Regions from separate parts of the Mus musculus genome. Here region 2 is linked to region 1. A link is a loop called in an ENCODE intact Hi-C map of the cell type or tissue named here. Cell type or tissue: heart. All regions are shown on one strand.

The links. Hi-C counts contacts between places; a loop is a spot of excess contacts. Peaks named below come from ENCODE experiments on the same cell type or tissue, not always from the same donor. Only the 100,000 strongest peaks of a DNase experiment are listed, where the experiment ranks them.
Region 2: a loop joins it to region 1, with 4 times the contacts of the local background. A loop is called at or near these places in 8 of 42 quality-filtered maps.

The regions. Positions count from the first base shown.
Region 1 is chr8:33,730,472-33,732,971 of GRCm38, reverse strand. Gtf2e2 (general transcription factor II E, polypeptide 2 (beta subunit)) reads right to left here and starts at 905. Exons shown (of 8, transcript NM_026584.3): 1 at 843-905. 1700104B16Rik (a long non-coding RNA gene) reads left to right here and starts at 485. Exons shown (of 2, transcript XR_004691281.1): 1 at 485-1,183; 2 at 1,895-2,438. In heart, no CTCF peak of the experiment used is centred here; a DNase peak (open chromatin) is centred at 1,011; H3K4me3 peaks cover 1,631 bases; H3K27ac peaks cover 2,174 bases.
Region 2 is chr8:33,652,377-33,654,876 of GRCm38, reverse strand. It overlaps Gsr (glutathione reductase), which reads right to left and starts at 1,639. Exons shown (of 13, transcript NM_010344.4): 1 at 1,098-1,639. The coding sequence starts at 1,337. Gm33433 (a long non-coding RNA gene) reads right to left here. Exons shown (of 3, transcript XR_870309.3): 3 at 2,001-2,500. In heart, no CTCF peak of the experiment used is centred here; a DNase peak (open chromatin) is centred at 1,366; H3K4me3 peaks cover 1,873 bases; H3K27ac peaks cover 1,738 bases.

The DNA of each region.
Region 1 (2,500 bases):
CATGTGTCCCAGCCCTGGAACCCTAGCAAAGCTTTCTGAAATAAGAGAGACCTCTCTATATGATGATACCAACAAAGGCACCCAGAGCAAGCGGTTTACTCTCCGGAGTTCCAACTAACTTTTCCTCCTTTTGCAACCAACATCTGTACTGCAGTGCACATCTTAGGGCTAACCTGGGTGGTAAAGAAACTATATCCACGTCTACTTTACATTAATCTGGTCAATCAAAAGCCCCGAACAGGATGTTACGACCGAGAGCTGGTACGTTTCACGGTGGATAGCTACCGGAAAACTAACATTTCAAATCTTCAGGCTCCACTGTCCAGTTCTTTCCTACCCCAGAATCTGCAATCTTCCAGCAGCCTGTCTGTCTACTCTGTCTCTCGCTTCACGGCTCGCCCCCGAGTACCGGAGCACATCAGGAAAACGGAGCGCAGAGTTCGATCGGGAAAATACCTCTCGACTCCTCCGAAAACTCACAACCTCAAAAAGTTTAAAGCAGCATTAGAAAAGCCAGTCGGGAGGGGACGCCATGGTGGTCCCCCCAACTCCACACAGGGATGAGCTCGGCTGCTGTGGTTGTGGCCAAGAAGCGGTCGGCACCATCCGCTCGCCCACCCGGAATCCTTCCCGCTTTCCAACCCGAAAGTTTGCTGTATGGACGTCCGGCCTAAAAGACAATGCTGGCTGGGGCGAGCCCCTCCTCTCGGGGGCTCGGCTTTGGAGAACGGCTCGGCGGCGTGGCGTCCACGCGCGCGTCCCCTCGGAAGACGCGTCCCGCTTCGGGGCAGCCGAGTCCCACGCGGGACTCGTCCCCCTTCGCCCGCCGCCGCAGTCCCTACCTCAGCGCCCGCAGCCCGCGCCGCCTCCCAGCCTCCGCCTCGGCCGCACGCACGCACGCACTCACGCACGCACACACCCGCCCACCGCGGGCCCGCTTCCCGCCCCCCGCCGCCGTCGCGGCGCGCACGCCCAACACGGACCTGCCAAGGGGGTCGAACCCGAGGCGGCCGTGGTGGTGGCGTTGGCGACACAGCCCCGGCCCCGCCCTCCACTTCCTGGTGCGGCGGCTAGGACGCTCGCTCCCAGCAACCACCGCGACGCCGCTCCGAAAAGGCGCCTGCGTCACGGCGTGCTCCGCCCCGAGTTTCCATGACGACCGGAGCGCGCTCAAAGGCTGCCGGTAGCCACGTTTACTCTACCAGCTCTGCTCTAGGGAAGAACGGAAAGCCGCTTTTCTTGGCACAAAGTCGGAGCAGCTCCTTCAGCCGGCTCTGGAGTCTAACCCAACCGGCAACATTACCAATAAATCTGTCATATTTTTTGGAGGGTGGGTGGTTTTGGTTATTTGAGACAAGGTCTTCCTGTGTTGCCCTGATTGGCCTGGAACTTGAATTAAAGTTGCAGAGATCGTTCTGCCTCGGCCTACCAAGTGCTGCTCCATGCCAAGCTTTTTTATTTTATTTCAAATACCACTCACCAGAACCACCTTTAACAAGTGGCGGGGGGCTTGGGGGTGGGAGGGACAGTCTAGCAAAGGCAAACTCAACATAGAATTCAACTTCTGGACTTCAACCTCAAAACTTACAGCTCAGCTTCTGCGCTTCGAACACCGGCTCTTTTCATACCTGTGACCTGTCTTTGATTTTTTGGGGGACAATATAAGATGTGGGTGCGATATTTGGCAACAACAACAAATAATAATAATTGGCCCATCCTGCACCCTACAACTATCCTTGTTTGTACAGCCTAATCCAGTATTTAAATATCCCATAGCTGTAGTTTATTAGTACTAATTACTTTGGGTCTTAGTTTTGTATGTCCCGCCCCCCCCCCAACATAGGATACTAGTGATGATGCAGAAACTAACTTTGTATAACTAAATTTTTGTCAGGTCCAAAGGAGAGTCCAATTCTTCAAACTTCAAATGACAGTCCGAAGATCCACTAGTTAACTTAATCTGGACTATACGAGGAGTTCTAACAACTGACAAAAGACGGCGGCATTCCTCCGGAACTTGTGAAGCTCTAGTTTCTGTCTAGGAAAATGACTCATTTCCCTTTCCTCCAGCAAAAGTGACTTATGGCTCTCCAATTAACATGTCAGCACAAGGTGCAAGCCCGGCAGCCTCCAGACTCCCTCAGTCCCTACAAGCACTTATACATTTCAAAGCCTGCTCACCAGTCCCCTGGCCCTTCCCACCCGCCCACCGATTACTCATTCTTCTTGTTCACTCTTCTCCGCTCCTGCTGCTGCTTTTCTCAATAAGCTTCCCCTATTTTCTATCAGTGGCCATTTTCCCGTTTCTTGTAGACAGTCCTGGCAAAGCCCAGTCTGCTACACATGGTCAATCTACTACTTTCTCTCTCTGCCCTGGACTCTCCAGATCCCTGTGGCTGTTCTCACTCTCATGTCTCCAATAAAAACCTTAGCCATAACATGGGGTGGTCATGTTGGCAGTTTCTTCACCACACCCCTCTTGTATACATCCAGTGCCAAA
Region 2 (2,500 bases), 78 kb after region 1:
GTGGGGAGGAAAACAAACGTCTAGCTTCCTGGAAGTCACTCTGTAGACCAGGCTGGCCTCTGCCTCCCAAGTGTTGGGATTAAAGGCGTGAACCACCACACACCCATTCATTTCCAACCGTGGCTTGAGCATGCTCACAGCTTCTCATCTCTAGCTTCATTCATTTCACAAATAGCTGTTGAGCAAGGTATTTTAAGGTAACAAGCAGTACACAAGCATAGGAACCCGCCCATGCCCCTAAGGAGTTCCCAATTTAGTATAATCTAAACGCATTCAAAGGCATTAGAGAACCTATCCCCAGTCCCGGGTGACTTTTGAGGTTCAGCATTTTCAATCACTAACAAAAACTCTGCCTTGATCTTGTGATAGGAAGAGCCACACTAACGTGGGAACGAGACTTTCAATCGTAAGATTTACCACCTTTCTCTCTTTCCTTCTTTCTTCCTTCCTTCCTTTTTAATTTGTAAACCTGTCCCCAAACAATCCACAAACGGTATCACAAAGCTCTGAGAAACCCCTTAAGGTTTCTCTTTGGAGGCAGCTTGTAGTTCTCAGGCTTGGCTGCAGTTGGGATCAACTGCGTGTTTCTGAGCTTGCTAACCCCCGCGCCGCATCTCCACGTACGGTCGGGAGCCTTGGAAACAGCAGAACAGGGAGCGGGAAACAGCAGAACTTCAACTCTCCAGGGGGTTCCTTTGCGCAGCCAAAGTTAAGAACTACTGTTACCTAGCACTTTGCCCTTGAAATAGATCAGACCCGACCCACGCACGCACACACACACTCCTCCACGCCAGAACCCTCCACTGCTCCCCTCGCCCACGCCACTAGCAGTTTCCCAGAGAGTTTCGTGTTTCCCAGCTCCAGCGCCGGATGCCATACTCCCCCGCATGGAGTTGCACGCTGGGCAGCTAAGCTTGGCTGGAGTTTTTTTGGCTTCAGCATTGCACCTGTGCAGAGTGGCGGGATCGGCGGCGTTACCCTTTTTCCCGCCACTTCTTGGGATCCCGGGCCTGGGAGTGGGGAAGCACCCCGGGCGCCGCGCTCAGAGGCCGGGAGAAAGCGCGCAGCCGGCGCGGCCCGAGGGCCCCGGTACTCACGCAAGTGCCACCCAGCTTGTGACTCTCCACCACCGCGGCCCTGGCGCCGAGCTCCGCCGCCCGCCGCGCGCTGGCCAGCCCGCCGGAGCCGCCGCCGATCACCAGGTAGTCGAAGGAAGAGGTGTCCGGGGCCGGGGGCTGCGGCTCGCCGGGACTCGCCATGGCGCAGGTGAGCGCGCGCGCTGCCCGCCGCAGGCTCGGGGCCGCGCCCACGCCCAGCGCCCGGGGCAGCAGCGCCATGCGCGGAAGTGCGCGCCGGGAGCGGGGTGCAGCGTCGCCGTGACTAAGCACCGCGCCCGAGGGCCCCTGTCCCCGCCCCGCAGCGCGTGGACCGAGGGCGAGAACGTGCAGGTTTTGTTTCCCCACCCCCAGCTTCTCGGATTCCTGCAGGCCTTAACCTACTTTCCGCTTTCAGGGCACTTGGTACTCGTAAAATGAAGAAGAAAAAAAGGCTGGAATAATGAGTGGAGTGGCCGAAATGATTTTTTGTGATCCATAGAGGAAGCTTAAAGAACGGACTGAGATGGAGCTGCCAACTAAACCGGCCAAGATCCCCGAGAACAATGTGTAGTTCATATAAGCACCAGGCTGGGAGCCCCACGGCTAAGAAATGAGGAACACAGGGCCCCTAAGCCCCACACTCCAAGCTGGATATTACGAATCAGAATGCTATACAGTCTGTTGAGGCTTTTTTGTTTTGTTTTGTCTTGTTTTATTTTCTGTTTAAGAAGTAGCCAGGCAGTGGTGGCGCACGCCTTTAATCCCAGCACTCAGGAGGCAGAGGCAGGCAGATTTCTGAGTTTGAGGCCAGGCTGGTCTACAGAGTGAGTTCCAGGACAGCCAGGGCTACACAGAGAAACCCTGTCTCGAAAACACCAAAAAATAAAAAATAAAAAAATAAAAAATAAATAAAAAGTAATATGACTTGGGAGATAGAAGGAACGTGGGTTCAAGATCATCAAGGAAGAAGGCAGATTTTTCCTTCTGGTAGAGTACCCTGTAATAAATGTAGACAGAATAATAACTTGAGAACATTTACAAGGTCACAGTGACCAAGCGGCTTTCTTGGGAACCATTAATGATTGCTAAGATCACCGAGTTAAAGTTTGATGGGGATATAGAGTTGTGTAAAGATAGATAGATACAGATAAACACACGAAGAAAGCACCCCACCACCACCCCCACACACACAGGCACACAAACTCCTACTTGATCACAAAAGGGAAACCAACTTTTCTGCCGGCACCGCCTTGTCCTAAAGATCAAGATTAAATACTGCTAAGTCATAAGAAACGTGCCGTTGTGAGGCAATAACCAGTATTCAATTAAACTTACACAACCATCCTGCTTCTTTAAAACATTCAGCGGCTGGAGAGCAGTTAAGAGCCCCGGCTGCTCTTCCA